Regions from separate parts of the Homo sapiens genome. Here region 1 is linked to region 2. Evidence: chromatin loops called from intact Hi-C (ENCODE). Cell type or tissue: Calu3. All regions are shown on one strand. Links, peaks and the distances in the headings refer to the core of each region. The heading gives the core; the rest is flanking DNA. Region 1 holds the start of DDX1 (DEAD-box helicase 1). Region 2 overlaps LINC00276 (long intergenic non-protein coding RNA 276).

Region 1 (16,307 bases), core at 8,308-16,307, 1.3 Mb after region 2:
CTGCAGCCTCATGAGAGATTCTAAGCCAAAACCATCGTAATAAGTCATTCCTGGATTTCTGACCCACAGAAACAATGTAAGATAATCAATATTTTTGTTTTAAGCCACTAAGTTCTGGTGTGGTTGTAATGCAGCATTGGATGATTAATACATCAGGGTACACCATCCTGTTTCTTGCCACTGTGTAAGTCTCCATGCTGTCCCCTCTACCTGAAAAGCTTCCCCTCCTTTCTTCCCCCATAAGCCCCTCTTCATCTAATTAAATTCAATCCACCTTTTAATATTCATCTGAGATATTATCTTCTCCAAAATCCCTTCTCTGACCCTTCCAGACTGGCTTAGCTGTCTACTCTGAGTTCCCATGATACTCTGACTATATCTCTACCATTGCATTTCTGCCTTGTGTAAATTATGTGTTTACATTTATCTCGGTTGAAAAACTTAGATTATCTTGAAAGCAAAGAAGTGTGTCTTATTCATATTTGTCTTACTCATATCCCCAGCACTATCATAGGCTTTGGCACATAGGAGGCACTTCATCAGTTTTGTTAGGTGAATAGCAAATGAAGGATCTTTGTGAAGCTCTTAGAGATGATTCATGGAAAGAACATAGTGCCTTGTTCACTCTCAGGCCTCAGTATGTTTCCATTTCTTCCCAGGGCAGAAGTAGCTTCCAAATCAGGAGATTCAATATATCCACTTGTGGCAGATTGCATTTCCCAAAGATGGCCATATGCTCTGAATCAGTATCCAATATATGATACCATTTCTCCCATAGCCAAGATTCCCAGGTCCAGGAATCAAGGGGCAGAGATGTGAATGGTGCCACTCACTATTACCTCTAGTGAGCCACTAGCAAAATTTTTACTTCCAGTTCCTGTGACTTTACACTCTTCTGACCTAGATAGAGGTCTTAGCTCCAAAGGCAGGAATGTCTCCACCAGGAGACACAACAGTGATTCCATCGAACTGGAAGTTAAGATTGCCACCTGGTCACTCTGGGATTTGCATGCCTCTGAGTCAACAGGAAAAGAATGACTGTGCTGGCTGGGGTGATTGATCCTGATCACCAACTGGAAACTGAACTGCTTTTCCACAAGAGAGGTAAGGAAGAGTATGTCTGGAATACAGGAAATTCCTTAGGGCATTCTTACTGTTACCATGCCCCATGATTAAAGTCAATGGAAAACTACAACAACCCATTCCAGGCAAGACAAATGGTCCAGACCCTTCAGAATAAAAGTCAGTCTGGGTCACCAAATCAGGTCTCATGACCAGCTGTGGTGCTTGCTTAGAGCAAATGGAATACAGAACAGATAGTGGAAGAAGGTACAGTAGTTATAAATACCAGATATGACCACATAACTAGTTATAGAAACAAGGACTGTAATTGCCATGAGTATTTCTTCCTTATTTTGTTATGAATATATTTGTGTGTTTATAATGTATATATGTATGTATATATATGTATATGTGTGTATATATGTGTAAATGTGTGTATATATGTGTATGTTTGTATATATATATGTGTGTATATACATCTGTTTTGCTATACGTATGTACATACATATATGGCAAATGTCTTTATTTATGTATTTATTTGGTAGAGACAGGGTCTCACTATGTCACCCAAGCTGGTTTTGAACTCCTGGACTCAAGCGATCCATCTGCCTTAGCCTCCCAAGGTGCTGGGATTACAGACGTGAGCCACTGTGCCTGGCTGCAAATATCTTTGTTTTCTTCCCTCTTATCTCCTCATGTAACATAAGATACACTCATTTTATATTATAGTACCTAAGTATTGTTAATTTTATATCTAAATATTGACATAAAAATAGAATGTCAAGGAGAATAAACATCATCCAAGAGTTTTTACATCCTCTCCTGGGGAAGGAGCTAGTGTGTTTTCCAGTGTACACAGGACAGTTGTATCATCTTAGGTGGAATTATGACCTTGTTATTGTGTTTACTTGGAGATTAAGTATGGGTTAAGGAGATGCGTATGGGTGCCAAGTTGACAAGGCATGCATGTGTGATGTTTAATATTACGTATGAATATATGTGGGCTATGGTGCCCAGATATTTGGTCAAACATATTCTGGGGCTGGGCACAGAGGCTCATACCTGTAATCCCAGCACTTTAGGAGGCTGAGGCAGGCAAATCACTTGAGGTCAGGAGTTGGACACCAGCCTGGCCAACATGGTAAAAGCCTGTCTCTACTAAAAATACAAAAATTAGCCAGACATGGTGGCAGGCGCCTGTAATCCTAGCTACTCAGGAGGCTGAGGTGGGAGAATCGCTTGAACCCTGGAGGCGGAGGTTGCAGTGAGCTGAGATCACGCCACTGCACTCCAGCCTGAGCAATGGAGAAAACTCCATCTCAAAAAAAAAAAAACCCCAAAAAACAAACATATTCTGGATATTTCTGTGAGGATGTTTTTGGATGAGATTTACATTTAAATTGGTGGCTCACACCTGTAATCCCAGCACTTTGGGAGACCAAGGGGAGGTAGGACGATGGCTTGAGCCCAGGCATTTGAGACCAGTCTGGGCAATATGGTGAGATCCCCAACTCTATAAAAAATACAAACAATTAGCTGGGTGTAGTAACATGTGCCTGTAGTCCCAGATACTTGGGAGGCTGAGGTGGGATCACTTGAGTTCAGGAGGTCAAGGCTGCAGTGAGCCATGATCAGGCCACTGTACTCCAGCCTGGGTGACAGAATAAGACCCTGTCTCAATAAATAAATAAGTAACCAAATGAATAAACAGTTGGCCTTTGAGTAAAGTGGATTGCCCTCCATAATGTGGGTAGGCCTCATTCGGTTAAAGGCCTTGATAGAACAAAAGGCTGACCTCCCCCAACAAGAGGGAATTCTCTAGCAGATGGTCTTCGGGCTTCAACGGCAACATCAACTCTTCCTGGGTCTCCAGCCTGCCAGCCCACCCTATAGATTTTGGACTTGCTAGCCTTTTATAATCATGTGAGGCAATTTCTTAAAATAAATCTCTTTCTATATACACACACATCCTATTGCTTCTGTTTCTCTGGAAAACTCTAACACATCACCACACCAATTTATACCTTGTCCCATGTTTTCTTAAAATGTAATGTTGAGTCCAAGCACTATGGCTCACACCTGTAATCCCAGCACTTTCCAAGGCCAAGGTGGAGGAATTGCTTAACTCAGGAGTTGGAGACCAGCCTGGGCAACATAGTGAGACTTTCTCTCTAAAAACAAATAAAAAAATTAGCCAGGTATGGTGGTGCACACCTGTAGTCCCAGCTACTTGGGAGGCTGAGGCGGGAGGACGGCTTGAGCCTAGGAGATTGCGACTGCAGTGAATCATGATTGTGCCACTGCACTCCAGCCTGGGAGACAGAGCAAGACCCTGTCTCAAAAAGAAAAAAAATGTAATGTTGACGCTCCTCCTTCAAGTGGTGGCATCTATGATCCCTCCCCTTGAATCTGAGCAACCTTGTAATTATCTTAATGAATAAAATGAGAAGGAAATGACACCACTTGACTTCTGAAGCTTGGTCAATGAAGGCCACATGGCCCTTGGGATACTCACCTTTGGAATAAAGCCACAGTGTTGTGAAAAAGCCCAGGCTGCAGCTGGCCAACAGTCCCAGCTGGGTCTCATCCCAGCTAGGATGAGCATTAACTGAGTTATGAGAGTGACAACTTTGTCATGATTCCAGCCCCTGGACAAGGTGAGTATTGTGGAACAGAAATAAGCCATCCCTGCTGTGCCCAGGTTCCTCACCCTTAAAATCTATAAGCAAAGCAGACACATGTTTTAAGTCAAAAACATATTGGGGTAATTTGTTACGCAGCCATAGTAACTGGACCACCACCATTCAGAGCTACAGTGGAAGCAGCCTTTATAAATTCCTATTTTTATTATTGTATCATAGAAAACAGGCAGTATAAATTCTTATATTCAGAATTGTTTTCTCCAGGCATTTTGAACATTCTTGACCATCTTTTTTATTACCTACCCCTCTTTTTCATATAGCAAGTGGTTTTGTTTCAGTCTACTAAAAAAAAAAAAAATCACAGACCTTGTTAACAAGAAAACCTGAGATCAATTTCACAGACAGGAAGGAGGTGCAGCGAAGCAAGGAACCTGGGCGGGAGGCTGAGAAAGCGAGCCTGAGCTCTGTGTGCAGGTGCAAAATGGCTCTGTCGCAGGTGATGGAATTTGGGGATCCTGGCAGATTCTGGGCTGCTGGATTTGAAACATGTGTCTGACGTACATTCTGTTGTTAAACACCCATAAGTTTAGACTCCAAATGTGGCACCATTTCCTCTAGGGCTGACAGCATCACTCACAGAGGCTGACGAACACTCAAGATGGTGGGCGTGGGAGACAGGGACGTTCGTGCCTGCCGGCCAGTCGGCAGCCTACCATAAATTGTGTCCCTGCCTGGCTTGCATATGCGGAGAGTGACGCAGTTAGTGAGATCTCTTTTTCTGTTTTACAGTCCTTCTGAAACTCATCCGGGTTGCCCTTTGTCTCCCTCTCCCCATATATCTGGAGTGATGGACTTTATGACCACTTCTTCAGGGGATACGGAATTATAGATCTCTGGATTTATGTCTGTTTGCCAGGCCCCCTCTGGTCCCTGCACCATAAGGTGAATGCCGGGTCAGCGAGAATGATGTTGCATTCTAATAGATCTGGACCAGTTTCTGACAACTTATTTTGACAAAAGCATAAAATTCAATGATTGTTGCTCAACTCAGAAGTTATAGGAAATATGGGGGGGGAAAAAAGGATGTTTAAATGTGAGCCTCCCTATCTTCAAACTGCTCTGTGAGTCTGGTAAATTGTGAAAAACACAGAAAGCTAAGCCAACAAATTTAATGACAATGGCAAGTCTAGAAGCAACATAATTTACCCCAGAGAATGTGATATGAACATACTTTTTCCTGAGACTGAGGCATCACCACCTGCCACATGAACACATAAGGGGGTCTGTTAGGGAAGCAGGGATATGGTAGCCAGCCTTTGGGTTGCCTGCCCCACAAAAGATCCTTGTCTACTGGAATTCACACCTTTGTGTGTATTAGTTCTCTTCCATGCTGAATTGGCCTGTGTGGCCACTAAGATATCACAGAAGGGATAGTGTGACTTTGATGGCTATGCCATAAAAGATAATATTTATTCTGCTTTGTTCTCTAGGATGGCTTGCTTTAGTGGGGAAGGGTGAGGGGTTCCCAGCTGCAATATCATGAGAACACTGAAGTGGCCCAGGGAGAGATCTATGTGGAGAAAAGCAGAGGCCTCCCACTCACTGCCAGCACAGACAAGGGAGTGACCAAGCTTTAAAAACTGATCTTTCCGCCCTAGCAAAGCCTTGTGATGACTGCAATCCCAGCTAGCAGCTTGGCTACTACTGCAAGAGTGACTCCAAGTGGAACCTGCCTAGCCAAGCTGCTTCTGAATTCCTGTTCCACAAAAGCTGGGAGTAATAATAAATGTTTATTGTTTTAAGTTACTAGATTTTGGGGCAACTGGTTTCGTAGCAATAGATAACTAATGAGAGCATATAAATTAGGATTAGGTTTGGCTGCGTGAGACAGACTGCCCTCATCTCCCCTTCCTGCAAAGAAAGAAGATAGATCTTTATTTCTCTCTCATTTAAGAAATCTAGAGTCACAATTTTTGGCTGGTATGGTTCTCCAAAGGTGTCAGAGACTCAAGCTATTTTTCTGTTATTTTTCTGCTATTCTCAGTATATGGCTCTCATTTAGTGGTCCAAAATGGCTGCTCAAACCCCAGCCATCACATCCTCATTCCATCCAACAGGAAGGAAGAAATAAGGAGGAACACAACACCTCCATTATGGACATTTCCCAGAAGTCACATTTGACACCTCTGTTTATATACCACTGGTCAGAACATGGGTATATGGCCATATATAGCTACCAGGAAGGCTGGCAAATAGAGTATTCTGAGCAGCCATATGTCCAACTAAGTCAGAAGTTTAAGGAAAAAGAGAAATAAACATTGGGGAAGCAGGATTTGCTGCAAGTTGCTAGCTTAGTTGAATCTGAATGATAATTAGGAGTTTGCCAAGAAGATAGGTGTTATTATAGTTTGTTATATTGTAAATGCACCTACTACATTACAGAAGATGGTATATTATAAATGGCTGCAAACTCTTTGCAATTTACTGCATTGAATGTTAGAGTCTGTTTCTCCTCCCCATGAGTCATAGGCTGGTCCTATGACTTGTGTTGGCTGACAGAATGTAATAGAAGTGACACTGTATTACTTCCAAGGCTGGCTTAAGAGATATGCAGCTTTTGCTTTCTACTTTTGAGACACATCTTTGTGGTACTATGTAGGAAGTCTGTCTTCCCTAATACTAATCCCACTGTGAGAAAGTCCAAGCTGGCCACGTGGACAGAGCAATATCATGTAGAGGAATAATGGGCGACCACACATGGGAGTAAAGTCTTCTTTGACCTCCCAGCCCAGCCAAGACACCAGCTGAATGTGACCTAGTGAGTGACCTCAGGGAATGCCACATGGAAAAGAAGAACCAGCCAGCTAAGCCCTGCCCAAATTCCTGACCCCCTAAATTATGAGCAAATATATTGGCTGTTGTAGTATGCCTCTAAGTTTTGGTGTAGTTGTTCACAGCAACAGATAGCCAAAACTAAAAAGGGAAAGCCATTCTAGGGAGAGGGAACAGCATTTTAAAAACTACAGTGGTGACAGGCAATGTGGCATATGCAAGGATTTCTACACAGTTTGATATGCTAGAAAGTAAAATTTGTGGAGAGTGGCAGGTAATAAGGCTGGAAGTAAGCAGGAGGCTGGACATGGAGGACCATCCTATGGAGGGTGGATTCAGGAGCCTTACCAACTAAGAGCTGTGTTGAAGGGGAGAGAGTTTGTTAATGGAAAGACTGACCATAGCAAGATTCAAGATCCAGTGCAAGTACTCCTGAGTCGTTTTTTCCCTCCTAACAGGTAGATCTGGGGCAACCTACACGGACAGCATTTATGGAGGGGGAAGGTTACTGTTACTTGTGTGAAATGATGGGTAGGTTTGTATTCTATATTGTGAGGAAGGACTTTGTGAGGGAGGGGGTTTATGGATGACGATATTGTATTTTCTACTCAACTTCTTTTAGATTAAAACAAATTCTCTCTCTAGCTGCTTCCTCCTTCTTGGTGGTGAGATCCTCAGAAACTAAGCAGCTGGCTTTATCTTGTTCCAGAAGGACCTGGGAATAGGAACTGAGGAGGAGGGTGGATGTCAATGAAAGGACAAACTAAACAACCTAATTTGACTTGTGTTCCCTAGGCTGGGTTCAGAGTCACATCCTCTACTGTATATGTCACATTTCACCTTCATTTTCATTGTGAGGAAATGGCCATATATTCAGGGATAATTTTGGATGTTTCCCTCACAACTCAGGCCAAATGTCTCCTCCGCCTTTTAGCCAGAATAGCTTGATTATTGCTGTATTATGAAACATTCAAAAAATGTTCCTGAAAGATACATTACACAATATCCATAATGATGTGTGTTTTATTTCCTTTCTTTTCTGTACCTCTTAGCAAAGTGTTGGGCTGCAGAAAAAAGAAATTTTAAAGTGGCTTAACTGGGACATTCTCAAGCTGCAAGAGAGGTCTAGAGGTAGACAGACCTGGGCTTACCATCATTAAGGATCCAGCCTTTTATTTCTGCTTCAGTAGTCTTAGTGTGCGGCTTTTATCTTCGGGACTCATTGCTGACTTTCCAGGCATCATATCAATGTTCCAAAGGAAAAACGGTGCATGCCAGACAGATCTTTCCCTTTTGAAAAGCATTCCTGGAAGTCCCAACCTGGCACTGCCAGTTATATCTCTCCAGGCAGAGCTGAGTCTCTGGGCTGTCTCTCTACAAAGGAATCTGGAAAGGTGATTGTTTTCTTCTTCTTCCAAGTTTCCATTTTTTTTTTCTTTTTGAGAAGAGTGTGGCTGTGTCACCCAGACTAGAGTGCAGTGGTGTGATCACGGCTCACTGCATCCTCGACCTCTTGGGCTCAAAAATGATCCTTCATCATGACATCAGGAGATCAAGACCATCCTGGCTAACACGGTGAAATCCCGTCTCTACTAAAAATACAAAAAAATTAGCCCGGCATGGTGGCGGACGCCTGTAGTCCCAGCTACTCAGGAGGCTGAGGCAGGAGAATGGCGTGAACCCAGGAGGCGGAGCTTGCAGTGAGCCGAGATCACGCTGCTGTACTCTACTGTACTCTAGCCTGGATGACAGAGTGAGACTCCATCTCAAAAAAAAAAAAAAGATCCTCCCCCGGCCAGCTTCCCAAATAGGTGGACTGCAGGTGCGTGCCACCATGCTTGGTTAATTTTTTAAAGTTTTGTTAGAGAAAGGGACTCTATGTTGCCCAGGATGGTCTCAAACTCTTGGGCTTAAGTCATACTCCCACCTTGGCCTCCGAAAGTGGTGGAATTAAAGGCATAAGCCACTACGTCCAGCCTTTTTCAGATTTCTATAATAAAGAAAGGCAATGGGAAAGGGGACTACTATTGTTTGAATGTTCCCTCCAAACTTCACATTGCCAATGTAATTTTAAGAGGGGGGCCTTTAAGAGGTGATTGGCCCATGAAGGTTCTGCTCTCATGAATGGGATTGAAGCCCTTGTAAAAGAAGTTTCATGGAGCATTTGGTCTCTTGCCCTTGTACCTCCTGCCATGTAAGGACATAGAGCTCCTCCCTGCTGGAGGACATGGTGTTCAAGGCACCACCTTAAAAGCAGAAACCAAACCCTCACCAGACTATAAACTTACTGGCACCTTAATCTTGGACTTCCCAACCTCCAGAACTGGCAGAAATAATTTCTGTTCCTTATAAATTAGCCATTCTCAGGTATTTTGCTATAGCAGCACAAATGAGCTAACCTAGGAACTGTGTATGGCTTTTGGGTGGTCCATCTACAGAGGCCTTCCCAGGACCCATCCTCTCTACACTTTCCCAGATACCTGAAGGCATTTTTTTTCAGGTCTGCCTTAGTAGTTGCAAAACCATTTGCTCTACAGTGGGATATAATTATAATATAGCTTACTTGAAAATACATAGCATAATATCTTGGGCCCATGGATAACATAGTAAAACTTCCCTATCACATGATTAGTGGGGCCCAAACTACCCAATTACAGAAAATGTGGGGTTATTCTGAGGTTAAAAAAAAAATACTGGGGGCAAGCCCAGGCTGAGGGGTGTGTGTGTGTGTGTTTGAGACAGAGTCTTGCTCTGTCGCCTAGGCTGGAGTGCAGTGGCATGATCTCGGCTCACTTCAACCTCCGCCTCCTGGGTTCAAGTGATTCTCCTGCCTCAGCCTCCCAAGTAGCTGGGATTACAGGCGCCCGCCACCAAGCACGGCTAATTTTTTGTATTTTTAGTAGAGACAGGGTTTCACCATGTTGGCCAGGCTGGTCTTGAACTCCTGACCTCAGGTAATCCACCCACCTCGGTCTCCCAAAGTGCTGGGATTACAGGCATGAGACACCACGCTCAGCCATATGTGTTTTTTAATTATAATTTTTTAAACAGCTTTATTAAGGTATAATTTAAATACCATAAAATTCACTAATGTACAATTCAATGATTCACAGAGCTGTGCAACCAGCACCACAATCCAGTTGTTGAAGACTTCCATCACCCGCCTTAAATGTCGCACGTCCATTTGTATAAATGGAGACAGATGAACAAAAGCCTACGCTGGGAGTTTTTAGGGTCCAGTCCAATCTCTTCTCAGTTTGGCTACAGTTTGGTGCCACCTGGTGGTGTCTGTCCTGGTTTCTGGGACCAGGCCAGGGTTTCTAGGAATCTCCCAGTTAGTAGGCAACCATTAAATCAACCTATTCTTGGGGAGACTAGACCAGCAAAATACCAGACTGAAAGGCACCCATCCTCTATCTTTTGGTTTGGTGAAGGGCCTGGCTGCTGTTTCTCTGCCTGGTGTTATTCTACCTGCCAAGGAGAGGAGCCAATCATACCCCAATTCACATATCCCAATTTGCATTACTGAGGGCACTGCAACACATACATACAAATATCTATAATTATTAAAGCAGTATATTAAGTGAGCTGAACTTGATAAGGCACAAACAGAAAACATTATCTGTTACCTTGAAATCATCTCTATGGGTTATTTCTTTCCCTGACCTAGATGAAGTCTCTGGCATCTTCCAGAGCTTTTCTGGTCACTCTGAGACAATGAAGAGTTGTCTGGTTACTTTCATCTAATTATACCCTCGTTTCTGTAAACTATCATGTCCAGGATCGTGATTGAAATTCACAACTTCAACCAACATCATGGCTTCCTCCTCTTCCTGCTTGGCCTATTCCACGCCAGAAGCCTGCAGTGGGATGGAGGATGGGGTCAGTCTCTTTTCTGTACTCGCCTCTCCCATTAGCTGTTGTTTCTGACTCCTGGGAAGGATAAAGTCTAGGGGATGGGGTGGCGGGTGGGTACACACCTTTATCTGGCTGGGTTTATGGTGATCTGATTCTGGTGCTTTCTGGCTTAGACATGCTCAAGGCTGATTGTTTCTCTTAGAGGGAACTTTTTGTGGTATCTTGGAGATTCTCCTTGCTGGCATCCTCCACATGCAACTCCCATGAGACAAGAGATATCTCTTCTCCAGTTTGGAAGGTAAGGATGCCACTGCGTTCTTTGGGGGGTCTGTGTGCTGAATCATTTAGCTCCTCCGGGAAGTCTCTTGGGCACATTCCCTTTGAAGAAAACTTCCAGTCCACTCTCCACAGATCTATTTATCCCTTGGGGAAAAAATGTCACACGATTCCCCCACAGTTAACTCCTGCAGCAGGCTTCTCTCTCCTTCTCTCTGTCTCTTTTTCTGCCCTGCCACCTCAGGTCCTCCTAGGGACGGCTTCTCAGAGCAGTCCTTACGCTTCCCAAACTCTCAGATCAAAAGTTCTCAGAGTATTTCCCTGAAATGCATTCTTTTCACAGAAATCTTTTCTCTTAATTTGCATCTTTAATTTTTTCATACTTTATCTCTTCCTTGAGACAGGGTCTTGCTCTGCCACCCAGGCTGGAGTACAGTGACACCATCATAGCTCACTGCAGCCTCCACCTCCTAGGCTCAAGAGATCCTCCCACCTCAGCCTCCCAAGTAGCTGAGACTACAGGTGTGCACCATGCCCAACTATTTTTTAATTTTTTTTGGAGATGGGGGTCTCATTATGTTGCCCAGGCTGGTCTTGAACTTCTGGGCTCAAGTGATCCCCTTGCCTCAGCCTCCCAAGGTGTTGGGATTATAGACATGAGCCATCATGCCCAGCCGATTTTTCACACTTTAAAGGTGGGCATTGGCAAAAGGCACAAAAATTAGATTTCAGATTTCCCTTTGGCAAGTCCTGCATAATATGGGTCTTGTATCTCTCCTTGGAATGTGGGGGTACTTGGTATCCATTCAAAACTGGTACACTGCATAACTCTCAGGGTCTTATTTAGACAAAATATAACAAGAATAGAGAATATAATGTGAATAGTGCCCCCTGGAAGTGTAAAGCTGCAGGGCTGAGTGTATTGTCCTGGGCCTTTGGAGCTTCAGGTGAATCCTGTTACATGTAATAGTAATAACAGAGCTAGTTATATTGTCACCATGTGCTATGCACTATTTTAGATGCTTTATGTATTTTATTTGATCCTCATAACTATCATATGAGAAAGGTACTATTGTTCATCCCTATTTCACAGGTAAGTAAACTGAAGCCCAAAGAAGCTTCATGACTTGTTCAAGGTCACACAGCAAGCAAGTGGCAGACCTAGAATCCAAACTCAGAATATGGTTCCCAACTCTGTACTTCTAACCCTATTCTATCTTTTTTATTTTTTATTTTTTTGAGACAGACTCTCCCTCTGTCGCCCAGGCTAGAGTGTAGTGGCACGATCTCAGCTCACTGCAGCTTTCGCCTCCCAGGTTCATGTGATTCTCATGCCTCAGCCTCCGGAGTAGCTGCAACCCTATTCTTTTTTCTTTTTTTTTTTTTTTGAGACGGAGTCTCGCTCGGTCACCCAGGCTGGAGTGCAGTGGCGCGATCTCGGCTCACTGCAACCTTCGCCTCCTGGGTTCAAGCGATTCTCCTGCCTCAGCCTCCCGAGTAGCTGGGACTACAGGCATGCACCACCACACCCGGCTTCTTCTGTGTGTGTGTGTGTGTGTGTGTGTGTGTGTATTTTTTGTAGAGAAGGGGTTTCACCGTGTTAGCTAGGATGGTCTCGACCTCCTGACTTCGTGATCCGCCTGCCTCGGCCTCCCAAAGTGCTGGGATTACAGGCGTGAGCCCCCGCGCCCGGCCGCTGCAACCCTATTCTATCTTGCCTGAGGGTTCCACTTTTCTCCATGACACTCTGGGGCAGGCTACAGATAGCACAGCACGCGCCCTCGCATTGCGCAGATGTGGCTCAGATCCCACGCTGCCATTCGGTAGATATGTGTCTTTAGATAAGTGACTTAACTTTCCCGAATTTTAGAGTCCTCATCTAAAGATTCTAATACCTTCCTGACAGAGTGAGTGTCTGGTTGGGAGGATTCCTCATTTACTTTCCCCATCTCTCTGCAAAGAGAAAGGAGTTAAAATTGCATGGAAGTCAAACCCGAAATTATAAAAGCGACATCAAACATGGGTGAAGGGAGGGAGACCTAAATCATTACTTAGTTTAAAAAAAAAATGTAACAAATACCTACTGGCTGCCAGGCACTCACTGGCATTGGTGCTCAGGGCAATGAATCCAGTCCATCTCTCCGGGTCATTCACACACCAAGGCCCTGCTCACCTTTGGAAAGCTGGGGGACTGAGTGGGGAGGGCACGGTGTGGTGTCAGCCTGAGCCCACTGGATGACCCTAATCACCAAACATCTGCTTCCTTCTCTGTAGCTGTGACCCTGATACCGCGTGGTGTGCTCCGAACACATGGTGCCCAGAACGAAGGCGGCGTCCAGAAGCCCTAGGTCCCAGAGGTCCGCTCAGCGGCAGGCGCATAAGGCGGGGCCGGCGCGGGCCTTTCCTTCCATCGGAACCGTTCTCCCGGGGCTGAGTCCCTGCCCGGACTCCGAACGCCGAAGACCAGGGGCCGGAAGCGCGCGCCGCCACTGCCACGCCGTGTCAGTCGGGAGGGAGGGAGCGAGCAGGCGAAGCCGCGGAGGACGGGGTGAAGATGGCGGCCTTCTCCGGTGCGTTTGTGGAAACTCTGGGGGTGGTGGGGCGGCTTGTTGCACGCCTCAGCCCTGGGGCCGCCCGCGGAGAGCTAAAGGGGCGGGAGCGGACAGGGGTCAGGGAGACAGAAGGGCGCTGTCCGCTGCAGTCCCTGATGGACCCGCGTTGCGGGATCAGGGGCGGCCGCGGCTCGGGTTCGGAGGACGATTCTTCCCAGGAGCGGGCCGGAACGTCCCTCCCCCTGCCCTTTCCCTTCTACCAGTCTCCACTTGGCTTTCCTGCCAGTGCACCTTCGGCTGCAAAATCTAGGCGGCGGCGTTGCTCTGGCGGCTCCCAGACGCCTGGGCCTCCTGCCTCTTAACGTGGCAGTGACCCTTTGGGAACCCTTTTCTGCCCGCGGCTCATCTGGGCTTGGCCAGGCAGAGAGGCGAGACGGCGTGGGGAGGAGTCATTGGGGAAAAATGACGATCCTGCCTCTGTCCAGTTTTTTCAGGCCCTTCCAAAACGTCCCAGGCATAAACCTGATCTTTATTTGTTCTTAAACGTTGTTATATCAACATTAATGTTCAGTGTTGAAGCTAAAGGGAAAGCATTTTCATTAACGTACGCACCAGTCCAACATAAGTTTGGAAAATTCATATTTATTTGCCGTCTGCTACCCTCCTTTATTCCAAATATGATTTGATATGGCTTATCGAACCCTACAGTTGATATTTTCGCCTCTTGCTTTATCATCCTCCTGTTAGGCATCCAGTTTTAGGAAGCTGTAATCAGCCTTAAATGCGCTAAACGTGATACATTTATGTAGCACTTATGTAACGTTTATTGCTATATAAATGTATCACGTTAGGCCTAATGTCCTTTAATGTTATTAACTTTTTAAGATGACTTCAGATGTAGTATTTTATATTTTTTAGTTTTCTTCTGTAAGAATATTAGGAATTCCATATCTCCAGTCATGTAAGATATTTTTTTTCTTTTTTGGGGGGGAGAATGGGGGGGTGGGGGGATGTAGTCTCCTTCTGTCGCCCCAGCTGGAGTGCAATGGTGTGATCTTGGCTCACTGCAGCCTCCACCTCCCAGGTTCAAGCAATTCTCCTGCCTCAGCCTCCTGAGTAGCTGGGATTACAGGCGCCTACCACCATGCCCTGCTCATTTTTGTATTATTAGTAGAGACGGGGGTTTCACCATGTTGGCCAGGCTGGTCTCGAACTCCTGACCTCAGGTGATCCGCTCACCTCGGCTTCCCAAAGTGCAACAGTCATGTAAGATTTCTGACTGTTTCAGTTACATCTTCTAATAGGATTCAATTGGAAACTGCTCAGAGTTGTTGCTGTTTTTCTTTTCCCAACATTCTCCTAAAACGATTTTAGAGCCAAGGTCTGTAGGATAGTTCTAGGTAGTCATTTTATAGGTTCACATCTTTGGGAGTCATACACAAATTTCATGAATGTTAGAGGTAAAGGACTGGAAAAAGTCTGTGATATGAAATAAGACAAAACTGGAATTTCACGAATGTTTCTAATTTTTCCTTAACTGTTAAAAGTATTATACTTAAGGTCCGCTTTCAAAGAAAACTTGCAGGGAACATGACCAGAATGGTACAAGAGATTGTCTGGAATTTACTGAAAATGATATGTTGTTTCTTGTATAACAATTTTGCAAAGAGCTTCAGCTTGCAGTATTCCGTATGCAGTAAGAACACACCACTCCTTTGTTTCAAGCAGTTTGCATTTTAGGAGAGAGAACATAGACTGTAATACAGGTTAATTCTTAGGAAGGTCTGCCTGGATATTCAACTTTAGATCTTCATTAGTTTATCTGTGGCTTTTTTTTTTCCTGAGATTAAGAGCTAGGAAAGTCGCCAGGTGCAGTGGCTTATGCCTGTAATCCCAGCACTTTGGGAGTCCAAGGTGGGCAGATCACGAGGTCAGGAGATTGAGACCATCCTGGCTAACACAGTGAAACCCCGTCTCTACTAAAAATATGAAAAAAAATTAGCGGGCGTGGTGGCATGCGCCTGTAGCCCCAGCTCCTCGGGAGGCTGAGGCAGGAGAATTGCTTGAATCTGGGAGACGGAGTTTGCAGTGAGTGGAGATCATGCCCCTACACTCCAGCCTGGGTGACAGAGTGAGACTGTCTCAAAAAAAAACAAAAGAAAAGAAAAAAAAGAAAAAGAGTTAGGAGAGCCTTCTTTGAAAATGATGATCCTTCTCATCTGATGCAAAGAAAAAGCTACATAATTTTATGAAGAATATTTTCAGTTTGTATGTTTGCTTTATGCCTTTTCACAATGGCAAGAAATACAGAATTTCAGAATTGGTTATTTCTGGGGCTTGGGAATGTTTGATTCTTGTTCTTTTTTTTATAGGAATATATATTTTTATGATAAAGCTATATTTTATAAATACAGACTTAAAATAAAAATCACTTGTCTTTTGGAAGGAAAGTTTAAGTAATCCAACTAACTACTCCATATATAATTACCCTCTACAGTTCATATGAGAAATGATAAAATGACAAAACCCGGTTAGGAGCAACTCATCTCTATTCATTTAGGATGGGCCTTGAAGTAGAATTATTGAGATATGTATACAGTTAAGAACTCAGCAGTTCTTCAGCTGACATTTCCAGGTGCCCACGTTTTCACCACTGACCCCTCCCTCTTCAGTTATTCAGAATTTTGATTATGGCTGCCAATAAATGTGGGTGCTCGCCACTTGTCTATTCATTTTTTTCCAATTGCTGAGGGTATTCACATGGTCCTAGAATAGCCAAGGCACATAACTGCCACATTGTCTCTAAATGCAACAACCCTGTCTATTCTTGGCAGACTTTTCACGAGTCATGAGAGGTAAACAGGCACTGTAGTGGCTACAGTTTATTAGGTGACAACCATGCTCCAGTTGCATTACATGATTATCTCTGGTCTTCATATAGCCCTGCAAGGTAGGCAATATCAGCCCCATTTTGTGTGGAGAAAACAGATTTATAGCTTTGCCTAAGGTCACTTGCTAATAAGTGAGAACTTAGATTTGAACTCAGGTCTTTCTCCAGAACTTGTGCTCTTTCAACAGTGCCACG
Region 2 (16,343 bases), core at 3,036-11,035:
GCAGAGAGAACTAATTTGACCTCAGTTAGTGAAAGGATCAGCAAAAGTGTTAAAAAGAAACTGATGCTGGAATCTAGAAGGAGTATTTGATGTGCTTTAGAGGAATAAAGAGTGGAGATAGATTCTTCCAGACAGAAGCAGAATCATGAACTTAGATATCAAAATATGAGAGCACTGTTATATCAAGGGAAATGCAAGCGAGTTAGCAGAAGCCACTAAAATTCATTAGGCAGCAGAGAAGCACGAACGGTGTGGATAATAGAAAAGAGCTAATAATTATAACAAGAATTATTAGAGAAAGTTTTATATGCAGATAATCTTTGAGATGAGTCTTAAAGGAGAAATCTCTGGAGAAAATGGGTAAAGGCATTCTAGAGAACAAGATATCATGTATACAGAAAGGAGGGATATGGAAATTTATGATGCAATTGGTATGAACCAATCAGGAAATGGTAAATAGATTGATGGGTAATTTAGGGTAGACTCTGTTTGGGTCAGGAGGTATGAATGAAAATTGAGCCTAAACTTGCAGAAGTATACAAATTGTGAAGACCTAATATAATGTTAAATTGTCTGTGTTCTAACCTACAGGTACTAAAAATGATCAGATAATTATGAGCCTAATGGGATATACTATATTTAGATTCTCTTATGGACTATGTTTGAGGTGAGAACTATATAAATCTGGAGAAGAGAGAAAGGGAAAAGACAATTAAGAGGAGAGTAAAGTTGAAGGAGAAGTGTACCCTATCCAACAAGATAACCCTGGGGGTAAGTTGAAGCAGAAAGAAAACTGTAGAAGGGGAGATAGGGGAATATGGAGAAGTACACTAAAAAGCACATAAGGGAATATGGAGAAGTCAACAGGAAAAGTATGTAAAGGAACAAGGAGAAGTGCAGAGCAACACGGAGAAGAGGAGAGAAGGCTGAGTTTTGGAGGTGGATACGTTTGAGTTTTACACAGAAACAAGGTCATATTTGTTTTTGGAAATATAATTTATCCAATACCGATTCTTTTGTTGTTTACTATTTTCTTCTTTGTTGTTGTTGTTTTCTTGAGATGGAGTCTCACTCTGTCACCCAGGCTGGAGTACAGTGGTGCAATCTCGGCTCACTGCAACCTCTGCCTCCCAGGTTCAAGCAATTCTCATACCTCGACCTCCCGAGTAGGCAGACTACAGGTACACACCACCATGCCCAGCTAATTTTTGTATTTTTAGTAGAGATGGGGTTTCACCATGTTGGCCAGGCTGGTCTCAAACTCCTGACCTTAGGTGGTGATCTACCTGCCTTGGCCTCCCAAAATGCTGGGATTATAGGCGTGAGCCACCGTGCCCGGCCTGTTGTTTACTATTTTTGAACCTAGTGTCTTACCGTCATGTGTACTGAAAAAATACTATTTTCAATAAATACTGTTTCTTTTGTTCCTTCAATTTATTTTTCTCTTTACATTTCCATAGTAACAGTTATCTCAACATCTGGGGTCCGTGACTAAGACAGTGACTTTCTTATCCACTAGTGTATTCTCAGTACCTCAAGGAAGTATCTTTCATGTGGTAGCTGATCAATAAACATTTAGTTTATTAATGAATGAAAAGATGTGAGCAGTTGATGGAACTGGTCCTAAATCCATATTTTGTATAGAAAACTCTGCAGAAATGTCTCATTTGAATTTATTTGTTGATGCATACTGTGTTAAGTAGAGCATTATCCCAAAGAAATGACAGTGTCAAAATGGGATAAAAACCCCAAAGCAAAAGTCCCTACCAGTTTAAGGCTAGATGATGATGATGGTAAATACACCAGAAAAGAGCTCAGAGAAAGAGAAATTGAGGCACAGTCTATCATTCTCAAGTCACTGGATGGACAGGGATCTTCCTGGTTCTGTTTGCCTGAGTGAATTGGCTGCAACCCAGAAAGAACACTCAAAAATGTACTGAACAAGGTCGGGGGTGGTGGCTCATGTCTGTAATCCCAGCACTTTGGGAGGCTGAGCTGAGCAGATCACCTGAGGTCAGGAGTTCGAGACCATCCTGGCAAACATGGTGAAAGCCCATCTCTACTAAAAATACAAAAATTAGCCAGGTGTGATGGCAGGCACCTATAGTCCCAGCCACTCGGGAAACTGAGACACAAGAATTTCTTGAACCTGGGAGGTGGAGGTGGCAGTGAGCCAAGATTGTACCACTGCACTCTAGCCTGGTTGACAGAGTGAGACTCCATCTCAAAAAGACAAAAAAAAAAAAAAAAAAGTACTGAATGTAAAAGAATGAAATATATATTGAGAGAATTTGGGGTGAGGAAAACAAAGCCCCCAGAAAGAGCAATGCAAAACTTAAGATCCAAATTCATTTTATACCTACCTGTAGAGAACTTCTGAAGATTTGTTAAATCTACTAAACAGTAGATTTAACTGCAATCACTAGACAGTCAGAAAATTAGCTTCTTCAATAGGTACCATTTTTATCTTCGCTCAAAAAAATGAAATGTTCTTCTTGTTCACTTTATAGATTCCTGACTGCAAATTCAGCAGGTTAGTGTGCCAAGTTCCAAAATACAGCGATCATAATCATTCTCTATATTTGTATAACACCTTTGTTTGGATGGAAACACATATATGAATTTTACATTTATTATTACTTCCCCCTGTGGTAAGGCAATATTTTATTATTAATCACACTACATCACTTAGAAGTAAAGGAGAAAAAGAGTTACCAAAAATGGAAAGAAAGAGAAAAAAAAGACACTTGAAAAGGAAGCTCACCAGTGATTTTTGATAGCAAGGGCATTTGATCCCAAGAACACTCAATTTAATAAGCAATAATGTGATTAATCAGAAGCTCTGCATTTTAATTTTCAGGACACCACCAAATTCACTGTAATGTTAAATTATTATTTAACCAGGACATGTTGCATAGGTTAAATATGTAAGATCCTAAAGTCTTTAGGAAGATTAACTAAAATTTTGAACTTAAAATACCTCCTGTTATAGAATCATACGTCTTTTGATGGAAATTTTTCTCAAATTATTTAAATACGAGTAACATGTGGAGATTTTCAGGATTCCCAAAACAGCTAGTCATACATGTTCTCTTCATCTATAAACTGTTCTCATTAGTTATTTATATAGCCCATTCATGTTTTTATGGAAATAATAAATTCTCTAAGATTAATAATTTATAAATGCATTCAGGATATAAGAAAGAGATGAGCAGAATCTGGTAGTTTCCTTTTAGGTTCTACTAAAATAATAATCTTTCCATTACTGCATCTATGATTTCCCCTGTGTCCTTGGATTAAGCACCTATGCCATCCATCCCATTAAATCTCCCCCATATATCACTTCTTGACCCTTTCACTAACTCTGCTTGACTATTATAACTGCTAATTTATAACCTTGCCTTGCCCTTCTAATTTAAGATGTGATGAGTCACTGACATTAATTTCCCTCCAAAAGATTTTATTTATCTCTTCATTGATTGATTGACTGGTTGATTCAATAAAAGTGAGTAAATGCCTTTATGTTCATCAATAAGAAGGGAAGAAGATAAATGGGATACTATCCCTCTCCTCAAAAATTTCTTACTGTAGATTGAAGTCCTGCATATAAACATTGCCAGCAGAATTAAGTTAACTTCAATATACTGAATTTCTAGAAAGTATTCCTCCCTCAAAGGAAGGACAGTAGAATGTCTTCATCTGAGAAATGGCATTTGAGCTGAACCTTGAAGAACTAGTATGAATTTTCCAGGGGCAAGAGAATTTAACTAGAATATTCTGCTTAGACAAAAGCATGAACTAAGGCATCAAAGCTCAAATTTCACCTTGTCTGGGGATATCTGAAGTTTCTTCTCTGGTTGTTGGGACAAAAAGTGGGGTAATGAACACTATCTCTGATGAAGTTGCAAAGGTTTTTGCAAAAAATAATTCCAATGAATGTGTGATATAAAACATATACGCCAGCCTTCTAAGCCCCCTCACCCCAAACTACATGTTTACTTGCAATTTCCATTGTCTTCCTATGCACATTGCATAAAAATTATATTAATTAGGAGAAAGAGTTATCTTTTTGAAATCAATGTCCAAAATTTTACCCCAGACTAATATGCTTGTTTATGTGACACAGGAATCCCTGTCAAATTTCACATTTGGTTGTACAGTCTAAGAGTCAATATTTTAAGTACCACAGCAAAGTTACACATAGGAAGTTCCATATGTGGAAATGTGATGTGGTAAACTTCTTAACTGTGTTTCTTAAAAGTTTGTTGGGAAAAAAACACATGGATAGCCAAAATAACAACTGCAGCTACCATTTGTTGAGGTCCACATTAGGCATCATATGACTTAACAGTAAAACCTCAAATCCTCAAATCCTTTCTGAGATAGATATCATTAATTCCATATTTTTTAATTAAAAATAACTGAGGTTCTAAAGGTTGGAATTGACCTACATGACACAGCTCGCAAGAGACTAAGGCAAGATTTGGAGGATGTTCTGACTCCTTCTACTATGCACCAAGAGCTCACTGACTTTACTAGACACGTTTTTATGTGTTTGTAAGAATTACAAGCTGAGTTAAAGGCTTGTCAATACACATTTACTTTAATATATTATTCTCAGTCAGTTGACCAACATTTTTGGAGGATACTAACATTCATTCCAAATTTAGTATGTGCCTGGTTCTGTGATAGATAATGTTACCTCTTGGATACCATTTTATCTTTATGCCAGCCCTGTTTAAATAATACTGTCTTATTTCATTCTTAGGAAAGAAATCAAGCTCAGTGAATTTAAATATGACTACATACACCTGAAGCTGAAATTTGAAAATATGTAATTGAATGGATCTAGCTTCTGAAGCTAGATGACTCATGGCTAATGAGTAGGGAATCACCTGCATTGTTGGCCATTGAAACTCTTATATAAAGAAAGTACTTGTTTTTCAAGGATTGTATTTACATTCTCTATTTGAGAAAGTACTGACCTTTGATAATGAAAGACTGCAATTGTTATATTCTATTAAGGAACTTTAGTCAACAGTCTGGCTTACAACGGACTGGTAATATTTTATGAAGGAAATGTACCTGATTGCTCTTCTTTCTGTACTGAAAGTGGCACAGGACTTATAGTCAAAAACCCAGGACTGGCTGAAAGCAGTGGCTCATGCCTGTAATCCCAGCACTTTGTGAGGCTGAGGTGGGCAGATCACCTGAGGTCAGGAGTTAGAGACCAGCCTGGCCAACATATAAGGAAACCCCTTATCTACTAAAATAATACAAAAATTCACTGGGCATGGTGGTGCACACCTGTAGTCCCAACTATTCAGGAGGCTGAGGCAGGAGAATCGCTTGAACCAGGGAGGTGGAGTTTGCAGTGAGCCGAGATCGTGCCACTGCACTCCAGCCTGGGCGACAGAGCAATACTCCATTTCAAAAACAAAACAAAACAAAACAACAACAACAACAACAAAAACAGGACTGAGCTTTTATTTAGCTTACTGTTAATTATTACTAGCATTAATTAACCTCTTCAGGGTACTATTCACAACGTTACATGCTTTTATACTTTTTGTCATTTAATCTTCAAATTCAGGTTCCTTTGTATTGTGTCTTTCCATCCCCATTTTCCAAATACAGAACTGAAGAAGAGACGTGTTAGTAGCTTGTCTTAGGTAAGTTACCCATTGACAGGCCAAAAAATTTATTTCAAGCCTGTCCTTGGAGACCCCATTGCTGCATCTCAAAATATTCACGGTTACCTTGAGCAAGCCACTTAACTACTCCAACCTTTTGTTTCTCAACTTATAAATTGGTAATAATAATATCTGATCTGAAGCTAGAATGAAATGAGGTCATTCAAGAAAGAATGAAATCATGAAGGAAACAGTTAATATTATTATCAGATACAGAAGTTGTTAACAACAAATCTTGTCATCTCATCTTGTATGAGAGAGAGAAGGCAACAAGATGTGCCTCCGAAAACTTGAGAGTATCCTTCAGATTCTCCTACAAGAAAACTGCTGATGATGGAAGAACTCCACCTTCCATGAATCTGCTGCTGATTTAGGCATTAACGATGTGACTCAGGCCTATGAAAGAGGAGCAAGAAGCACTAAGACAGAGAGGCATGGAAATTCTCCCCTGGGCCCAGCACAATTGTATGGGATTTCCATGTGGATTTTAAGTCTCCTTTTATCTTCCATGACACATAAAGCATCTCCTGGACCTATCTCCTCTAAGACATGTAACCTGACCCACTAGATCACTATTTACCAAATTCCTAAAATCTGTGGTTAATTTGAAAAGAAAGTTATCTCGTGGTGGCACAATGGGACACAATGCTAAAAAGTCTACATATAGCATTTATATATAGCTCAAAGCCAGAAATTGAGCTATATTGTATCAGCACAATTAAGTGGTTATTATAACTTTTTTTAATAAAAGAAAGGCAGGGAATATCACAGAAGTGTGTCTAGAAGACAGGAAGGGGTGTTGTGGGACTTCCCAGTGTTGGTAATCGTCATGGTTCAAAAAATCCCCCAAAACTCATGTTAAAATTGTATTGCTAGCTGGGTGCAGTGGCTCACACCTGCAATCTCAGCACTATGGGAGGCCAAGGCAGGTGGATCACCTGAGGTCAGGAGTTTGAGACCAGCCTGGCCAACAGGGTGAAACTCCATCTCTACTAAAAATACTAAAAATACAAAAATTGCAACGCATGGTGGTGGGCACCTAGAGCCCCAGCTACTCGGGAGGCTGAGGCAGGAGAATCACTCGAGCCTGGGAGGCAGAGGTTGCAGTGAGCCAAGATCGCACCACTGCACTCCAGCCTGGGCAACAAGAGCAAAACTCCGTCTCAAAAGAAAAAAAAAACTTGTATTGCCATTGTTATAATATTAAAAGGTGGAACCTTTAAGAAGTGATTAGGCCATAAGGACTCAACTTACTTTTCCTTGAAGAAATCTAAAAAGGTATTTATCCAATATTCACTGCTGCTTCTCTGCTTTCACCACCCCCAGGCACTAGGGAGAGCTCTGCATCTTCTTCTAAGGTCTCAGTAAGATCACCAAACAGGTTCCCTCTGTGTGTGCACAGTGAAATCCAGTGCCTTTGCCTGGACATGCACAACTGACAAAGAATAGCCCAGTCATGCCTCAGACGGTCCTGTCTCCAGGGAGCGAATGAAGGCAAACCTGTCTAGCACTCCAGAAGACTTGCAAAACCCTGGGATCCTCCTGTAGCAGCGTCTAGAGGACTTGCCACTGGGGGCTGAAGGCTTCATTGGTCTTTTGCACCTCCCAGTTATCACTCTCCCATGGGAATCCTTCAGGTCCTGCTGCGGCAGGTGGGGTTTTGAGAAAGACGTTCATCTGGAGATTAGCCAGTACCCCAAGCATGTGCATACAGGTCAGGTGCTGTCTTCCAGCAATGGGTGGCTGGGAGACCAGATTATGTCAGCCTTCAGTGCCACATGCTGGGCCAGGTCCCGTGAAGCTCATCAGAACCATGTTTATCCACGCGATGTGGGGAAAAGGAAACTCAGTCTCACTTTCACAGCTTCTCCCACAGGTTTTGACAACACAGGAAATGGGAACATACGACATAACCGAAGTTACTTTTTGACTCAAAATATCAAGGGTTGGTGGGGTAATCCTGATGAAATGTCTTCTTTCAGGCCCCATATCCTTCCTGGTCTTCAAAGTGCCAGTCATTTTTCAGTGATTCTTGTCCTCTGCCATCCTTTCCCTGCCCCACTGTCCCCAGAATCACAGGAAACTCAGCACAGCAAATTCCACTTGTATCCTCTTTTTTCATTCATCCTCAGCTCAAATTTCACCCCTATTATCTATACACAATCTGGACACAATCTTTGCTTCTAGTCTCACCACATATGAAATACAGCAATGCTTTCATCCCTGCAGAAATCTTGCCATCTCCTTCTCATACTTCCATGTCATTGCCCACCCAGGCATGGCTCTCAGCTTGGAGTTCTATTCACCCTTATCTCCATGTTACAAATCTGGACCATCCTTCACACACATGTCAAATGCCAGCTTCTCTAAGATGACCTCTCAGATCCCCCAGATAAAAGTGGTCTTTCCTCCTTCTGCCCTCCAAGACTATAGTGTCTGTCTCCCTCATGCCACTTCCTTCTAGAAGAATGTGTTATAGTTAGTAGTTTAATTATTTTTATCTTCTATATTATAATATGCATTTCTGTTGGATAGGGAGCAAATGTGAACTTTGTGAAATGTTACATTGAACAGGTTGTTAGAAATCATCCTCTTATGTCCTGTCCACTAATAGATGAGAAGGCTGAGCTCTAAAGAGAGTATAGAGAGAGAACAAAAGCACAAGTGCTCCCTTCCCATTACTCATCAGTCTTCCTCTCCAGATCTCTGCATAGAAGACAAAGCATTGAACACATCATTTTGAACTTGTACGAGAACCCCGAGTGATTAACAAATTTCTATATGGGGTTTAGAATAAATGTCCTCTGTTCTGTACATATCACCCATTCCCCCATCAACACATATAGCACAAACACAAACAAGGCCAATTTCATTGCACCATCTAGGGTAATATTTTTGAATTTTAAATATCATTAAATCATCAATTGAGCACCTAGTTGTGCTAGTCACAGTATCTGTTGACTTTGGTTTATTAACCCATTCCCTCTTCCTGACAATTCAGCAATTAGAAGAATTATTTCTGTTTTATAGCTGAATAATCTGAAGTTTAGAAATACTAAACAAATAAGCAAAAATCAACTTACACATTCCATGAAACCCATCAATGTTTCAACTACTCCATTCATGAAAGCCGGTTTATTTTTACAGAATTAGGTGTATAAGAGATGCTAAATAATCGCAGCAAGGAAAATTTCAATATTTGTTGAAAAAGTAAATCAGATCAGCCTTCTCTGTGGTCTACATGCACAACAACATCTGGATAAAGTTAACAACCATTTTCCCCTCAAGTCTTGGAAGGGGGACATGCAAATCTGCGAGAGGATCACTCTGACAAGCTAGAGAGTATGGTATCCTATCTATAAATGCAAATGTGACTCTTCTGGAGATGCTGAATCAGATCAGCAGTTAATGAAATGAAGGACATTTGGAAATGCAGAAATGATGAGCATTACTTTGCTCAGAATATCATCATTAAGATCAATTTTTGGTTATTTATGCCTCTCTATTTCCTTCTTGGACTTCTCTGGAGTAATTCTCATTAACTATGTAATTGGTTGCTACGTCTCTTCTTAAGGTAGACAAGCAGACTGCTTCCTGGAAAGGCCATGATCCACTCATTCTTTCTATTCTTCAAGTTTTTGCCGATTTGGGGAGGTTGCGTCATTCCTATTTTAACTCAGATGGACACTCCATTGAAGAGAGAAAGCATTTGCTGCAAAGGGGAGGCTACTGCGTTGGAAAGAAAACTCATTTGACTTAGAATCAAAACACAAAGGAGACTGCATAGACTCTGGGTGACGGGCAAGTTGCTCGACATCTCTGAGCCTCGGCTTATTTGACTTTAAAATAGATGTTATGACGCTGACCTCCAAGGATATTTTGAAGGAAATGCTGTGAACATTACGTAAAGCAGTGCTATCTAATATAAATATACAAGCCACGAATGAAATCTTACATTTTCTAGTGGCTGAATTAATTTAAAACCAGCTAACTTGATTTTAATAATATACTTTATTTATTCTAATATATAGCCAAAATATGATCACTTCAGTGTACAATCATGAAAATATTAAGTTCCATTTCCAAGATCCTTCCAGAGGTGTCTGTTGTAATTGGTGGTGATCTGAATTTAGTGCTTTCTACAATCTTAGTGGCATTGTCACACAGAGGTTTGAGATTGAACTTCGACCAAGTCAACACAAAAAATGGATGCCCTCAATCTTCTGCCTTTTCCAGTGCGGCTGATCCCTTTCATGTTGACTCCAAATGTAATTGTGTTTCTCTCTTTTTCATCTGAAGGCCTCCCTGTGGTGGTTTTGACATTTTTTTCAGTTATGATTTCACTTAAAAGTAAAAACAAAACAAGTATACAACAAGAGAAAAACATCTAGGAAGAGCTGGAATTAGGCAACACCTTCTGAAGCACAGCAGCATGTGTGACGGGAAAGGAAGGTAGACACTGGCAGGGAAATTATTCTGCAAACTTTACCTTGTGAGAAAAGTCCCCAAAACTTTTTTTTTCTTTTTTTTTTTTTGCCACCCAGAAACAGCCTTGCAGGCAACAGGAATTCTTCTACATTTAGGCAAGAGATTAACCAGGTTTTTCTAATTAACGCTTCGCTATTGAAAAAATGTATTAACCTTTACAAGATTTTCTTCCAAAATATACAAAGAGAACCTGGTGGCTTTGGGGGAGGGTGACATAGTGATGGGGCATAAAGCACTTCCCACCAAGCTAGCAAATCACTGTTTCAGTCAGGAAGACAAGAGAGTTCCACGGCAGGCAGAAAACACTAACACAGTCCCAACATGGAGGTCAGACACACTGAAAAATCTCAAATTTTTTCTCAGATTTTAAAAAGTTGAGCTGCTTGATTTGGCGAATCCAAATTGCATTTGCTGTCTCTGTAAGGGTCATATGAAATGTTCAGCTCACTTTATTTTAAATTATGAATAGAGGACATAATGCTTTCTTCAAGAAATGAAGTAAATTTTAAATGAAAGACAACTTTCAAATCCAAATTATAGTCAAATTGAGATGGGCAGTGGGGGAGGGCATGGGGGCAGATAGTAGAGAAAAGGAATGACCCAGGGACAGACAGACAGTAAGAAAGAGATAGCAGAAGGTGTTTTCGTACACATAGGTTTATATTTAATTATGTTTATTATTATTTGAATGCAGTATTTGCATTATGTGTTTCATACATGTTTATATTTATTATTTGTATGTATGTTTACATTTATATTTACACATGTATGTATATATTACATGTATATACATATGTGCATGTGTTTATATATGCATACATGCATGGGTATGCATGTATATACATGCATACATATATGCATAAATATAAATATAAACATACATGCAAATAATAAACATGATTAAATATAAATATACACACATACCAACTTTTTTCAGCCTTCTAGAGGGATAGAGGGATGGGTCTGTAAGGTAATAGGAGAGATTCAGGTTCAAAAACAGAGAATGCTGTTCTCACCTTCTCGCTGCCCAGAAGGCCCACGTTAATGCCCCTCTTTGCAAATTTCCACTCCCTTCAGGTCTCAGCAAAAGTTTCTTTCTGCATAAAATTTGCCTGATTTGCCCCCACTCCAAAATGGCTCCCTTGTCTATCACCCTTATTATCTCATACACGAAAGTGGTTTCTTAACAGTTACCACATTCCATGGAAACAGACACTCTTCATAGCAAATTGCACTATTATTTTTTGTAACCCTGAGAAAGAAAATCCCCACCAATTAAACTATGAAATAATGCTTTCTTATCATTTAAAAGTAGTATTTTAAACTTACTGAAAGAGGCTTTAGACTTATTTAGAGCTAGAAGAAATGACAAAAGGAATGGCTGTGGGTGACCATGTCCGTGATGGTGCAGGTCACCATAGCCACCTGACTGCTTGCATTTTTAAAAACAGCATTAATTGTAAGATTTTAATTTTAGACATATTAAAATGTAGATCAATATTGTCTCAAAATTGACAAAACGTGGTATTTTTCTGCTGTAATAAAATAGATTCTGAGCTTCCTGAGAGTATGGTTAGCGTGTTTGTCATACATACTACAAATTTATCCCTACAGTTCCTTAAAAATGCTGCTTACAAGGCATCATGATGTAGTGGAAATCTAGGCTTTGGAGCCACTCACTATCTGAGTCCTTTAAGCAAAGTCTACTTAATAGTGCTAATATGTAGTTAGCTGAAACAATGTACCTACATAATTTAATTCAACGCCTGTCACATGGTAGTCACTCAAAAATTATTAGCTTGTTGAAAAAACTGAATTGACAATAGAACTCAGCTGGGAGGGGGGAAATCATCTTTCTTTTCACCCTTCTCCTGTCACCATGTCTTGATATTTCTGAGGCTGAGCTGCTGAAGAGCTTGTTCCCAAGGGCATGTAGAAGGATAATGGGGTAAATTAGTCAGGCTCGAGCAATCCCTAGATAAACTTTAAACCCAAGGCCACAGGTGCCTTGTGGCTCTTTTGATCTCATGGAAAGGAAGAACAGAATATGCAGTAAACATAAACTATCCGTTGAAGCTTCCAAGGTCTGTGGACAAGAGTCCAGCAGTGTCCAGTGGCAAAAACAGGACCAGAGGAAGTTACACAGAAGGGTAAGGAACAAATAAAGGTCACTTTCCTGGCTTAAAAATAAAAAATCTCCAGCTGTCCTGATGTGATCCAATTTAACGAGGTGTAGAAATCCAGAGCTCTTTGAAATTTTAAAGCAATTACAACACAAATGACTCCAAAGCAGGACGATCTTATTATGGTGAGGCCATAAAATGCTAACTTCAGAATGTCAGGAAAGCAGAACTGTTCTTTGCTGGCATGTCAGAATATATGGGAAGTTTGTGGAATTGTCAGCACCTGATTATTCTTGGAGGCTTGTTTATTGCACCAAATGCAGGATTTCTTTTGGGACTGTTTTTATTATTATTACCAAGGATGGTGGGCACCTGTTTCTATGCATTCTGAAAAGTTTATTTCTGCATGGTGCATAGTTCAATGGAGGGAAAAACAATGACATTAGAGAATTGTATTTTCTGTTGATACATTGGGCTAAATTGGCTTATGAAAACACCTATCAGCTGCCCCACCCTTCAGGTGGTTGCACTAATAAGGTGGTTCGCAAAGTGTGGTCCTTAGCAGGATCAGCATCATATGGGAACTTATTTTAAAAAACAGACAATTGGCCTCACCCCAGATGTACTGAATTAGAAACACTGAGGGTGGCACCAAGCAATCAGTGTTTAAAAAAAAAAAAAAAAAAATCCCCTTCCCCCCCAGGGGATTCTGATGCCTGCTCAAGTTTGGGAACTACTGTATTAATGCATCCACAGTAAGACCAGCCTGATTACCAGACCCCTAAGCCTGCTTTGTTTAAATGAGGAACAGGCTCTTGGTTCCTCCACAGATGTCCAGTTTCTCCCTGGGGTCTAAATTTACCCCTGACTTCAAATGGGATTTAGGGATTTCTGGTGCATGATATCAAAACCAAGATTGTGTTTTTGCAGAAGAAAGAAGCCTCCTCAGTCACCCAGGGCCATTTAGAAAATGTTGCTGGAATAGGTAATATAAAAGTTCATAATAAAACATAACCTGAACTGTTTAAAGAGAATATTCTTCAGGAATTGTAGTGTTGTTCTGGTAACAGAATCTCTAACTTATGCCCTGTCTGAGATTCCCTTCTGATATCCAGACTAGAGTTTCTGTTGCTGTAAAGTTGGGAACTCCTTTCTCTTTGCAATTTATCTTCCAAATCCAAAACAGAACCACACGAAATTAGATAGGACTCGGCCCTAAGATACCGAGCTGTAGCCGCCCCTTGCACCTGGCCCTCTGAGGCTGTCTGATGCACCTGTGAGTGTTGCTCATGGCTGCCCATGAGTGTCCCACACCCAGACACTGGGTGCCGTTGTCACCCCCTGAGGACCCTCCCGGATGATACAGCTCACTTGAAAGACCATTTGTTTTCTGTCATTCACAGATATCATTTCTGTTATCTGTGGATAATGTGTTCTGCCTTTGAGAGCACATGCTCTGGTGTGACCTCTCCTCTCTCAGGTCTGTATTCAAGGCAGGAGTTAGTACTCAAGGCAGGAATTAGTCTGAATCCATCCATGTGCTAGGAAATATTTAACAATAGCTTTCCAGAAAAAGAAAACAAAGTCACCAGTCCCAGTTTGTAGCATTTGCTAGTAGTAGCATTAGTTTCATGTTGTACAAACTTCTATTATGGCTGATTTTAAGTAACCGACGGGACTAACTGACGGGACATCACAGCAACAGAGCTGGGAAGAGAACAGCACATATGGCAATCCCCAGTACACCCACATACCCAACCCAGAAATCTGCCCTGTCACATCACAATTAACCTTTGTTTGCCTTTATGTATCAACACATAGAACATGCAAAGCTGGTCCCTAAAAAAAATACCCCAATTGGATTTTCTGAGATTATCAAATGCATAGCTTATTTTTGCCAAAAGAGAAGACAATGGAATTCAGTGGTACCAGAGCAAGAGTTTTTGTAGCCTAGGCACTGCGTACAGCAAATGTTTATTTAAGTCTTCATTTTCCTTTGTTTAGCTGGCAGTTTTGAAGGGCTTGTGCTCACGTTATCACTGAAATAGGTTTGCGAACCCTGAAAAAGACCTGAAACTTTTGGTTTTCTTTTATTCAAAACTGTGTGGGGATGTGAGGAGGGAAGAAGCAGTTCTGATGGGAGGCAGGAAGTAAATGTGCAGCATGCATTGGGTACTCCTCTCCAAAAGTCTTAGCAGGGGCTGTTGAGGATAATCTCCGTATCGGGCCCTGTTTGTCCCTGATGCTATAAATGGCCAGCTCATATTCAGGTGTTGTCAGATTGAATCTATGATAAGAATGTAGGCATCTCACAAAGAGGCGATACTGCATAAGAGTCAGAGCATTGGAGTAGAGGCTATTGCAGGGAACAGGAAGGTTATATAGTTTCAAAGTCTCTCCAGCAGATTACTTCGTATTCAGAAAGGAAAGGTGTGCCTTTGCAATGGAGAGATTTGATAAAGCCCGTCTTGACCAAGTAATTAAATAGCAATAATAATGAGACTCTCTGACTTAGGAGCCTCCTGGTGATGAACAAGTATATGACTTAATTTATAAAATATTGTTGCCAAAAATGTTTAAGCTCAGTGGAATCAATGGGAAGCAAACAGATGCATTCAGATTGTGGGACAATCCAGAAGACAACCTGCCTGGACTCAAGAAACCAATGTCAGAAAAACAGACATGAAAAGTAGGAGAACTGTTCTAGAATGAAAAAGATAAAGAGACTAGAGACTGGAGACTGGATTGGAAAACAAACAAACAAACAAAAAAAACGGCTTGAGAATATTTTGAGATAATTTGGGAAATTTGTATGTGAACTCCGTATCAACTGATATCGTAGAGTTATTGCTAACTTGGGAAGGGATCGCATAATGGTTTAGTGGTCAAGTGTGAGATGGCCTTATTCTTAGGAGATACATGCTCAAGTATTTGGTGGGGGTTGGGGGTGGGTGCCAGGGATGGGGTGAGAGGAGCACGGCCTGATGTCTGTGAATGTTTCTGCAGGGAAGCCTTTCTCTAGATGAAGTCAGGCTTTTCAGCTACTTATTATTCATTATTCATTATAGTTATTCATGGTGGGATGCATCACATTTAGCGCACTAGAAGGCAAACGCGAGGAGGGCAATGTCGTAGTTTTCTTCCTCACTGTGCTCTTGGCGTTTGAAACAGTGCCCAGCAGAAAGTGGACACTCAATCAATATTGTTGAATCACTGAAGACATCATATTGCTGTTTCAGATATTGACCCTATGTTTGACACTGGCACATACTTTGAGCCTGATCAACATCAGAGGCTTTCTGGATGAATTAGATGAACTTGAAAAGAAAGAATTAAGAGTCAAGATGGAAGACTTAAAAAGGTTTTAGTTCATTCAAAGAAATCGTTGGCTTCTGCAGCTCCCACGGAAGTCCAGGAGACAATAAGCTCTCTTTTTGAGGTCTCAGAGATCCAAAATATTTTGCCCCCAATGAACACATGATTTAAAATCCATATAGGTAGCAATTATTTATTCATAAACCCTTTTTTCCTTTGAGGAATGTAAAAACAGAGATTTTAAATGTGATTTTAGATTAAACAAAAATATCTTCTAAAATTATTAAACTGGAACAAAGTTAGATCAGTAATATTTTCAGTTCCAGGTAAATATTGCATTTAAGAGTTGGAAGGAAAGTCTGAAATTGTTTTAAAATATTTCAAATTGTTCGATTCAGAACAAATGAATTGTTTAAAAAGTTTGAAATATGTTGAGCTGCAGTAGCCAATAATTTCTTTGAAGAAACTAACACCCTTTTAAGTCTTCCGTTTTGACTCTTACGTCTTTTCTTTTCAAGTTCATCTAATTCATCCAGGAAGCCTCTGATGTTGATCAGGCTTAATGAATTGTGTCATTCAGCAGTTTGCAAAGTGGATACCCTCCTTACGGATCCAGTAGTTCTTTTAATACAAACTTGTTTGGTTCGGACTTTTTTATAAGTCAGCAATATGACACTTCAAGTACTGTTTGCTCTATTAACTATTGTCTTTTGAGATGATTAAA

Evidence for each region. Hi-C counts contacts between places; a loop is a spot of excess contacts. Peaks named below come from ENCODE experiments on the same cell type or tissue, not always from the same donor. Only the 100,000 strongest peaks of a DNase experiment are listed, where the experiment ranks them.
Region 1: it touches region 2 in a loop (6-fold over the local background); 2 of 110 quality-filtered maps call a loop at or near these places.

Annotation. Positions count from the first base shown.
Region 1 is chr2:15,578,710-15,595,016 of GRCh38, forward strand. DDX1 (DEAD-box helicase 1) reads left to right here and starts at 13,159. Exons shown (of 26, transcript NM_004939.3): 1 at 13,159-13,240. The coding sequence starts at 13,225. LOC124905975 (a long non-coding RNA gene) reads right to left here and starts at 13,060. Exons shown (of 2, transcript XR_007086224.1): 1 at 12,751-13,060; 2 at 9,560-12,623. RefSeq lists an enhancer at 13,198-13,257. In Calu3, for the core only: a CTCF peak has its summit at 9,841 (motif pointing left); DNase peaks (open chromatin) are centred at 9,812, 13,112 and 13,522.
Region 2 is chr2:14,281,103-14,297,445 of GRCh38, forward strand. The region is part of intron 2 of LINC00276 (long intergenic non-protein coding RNA 276); the gene reads right to left. Among named protein-coding and RNA genes, the nearest start is that of LINC00276, 110 kb to the right of the region's middle. In Calu3, for the core only: no CTCF peak of the experiment used is centred there; a DNase peak (open chromatin) is centred at 7,149.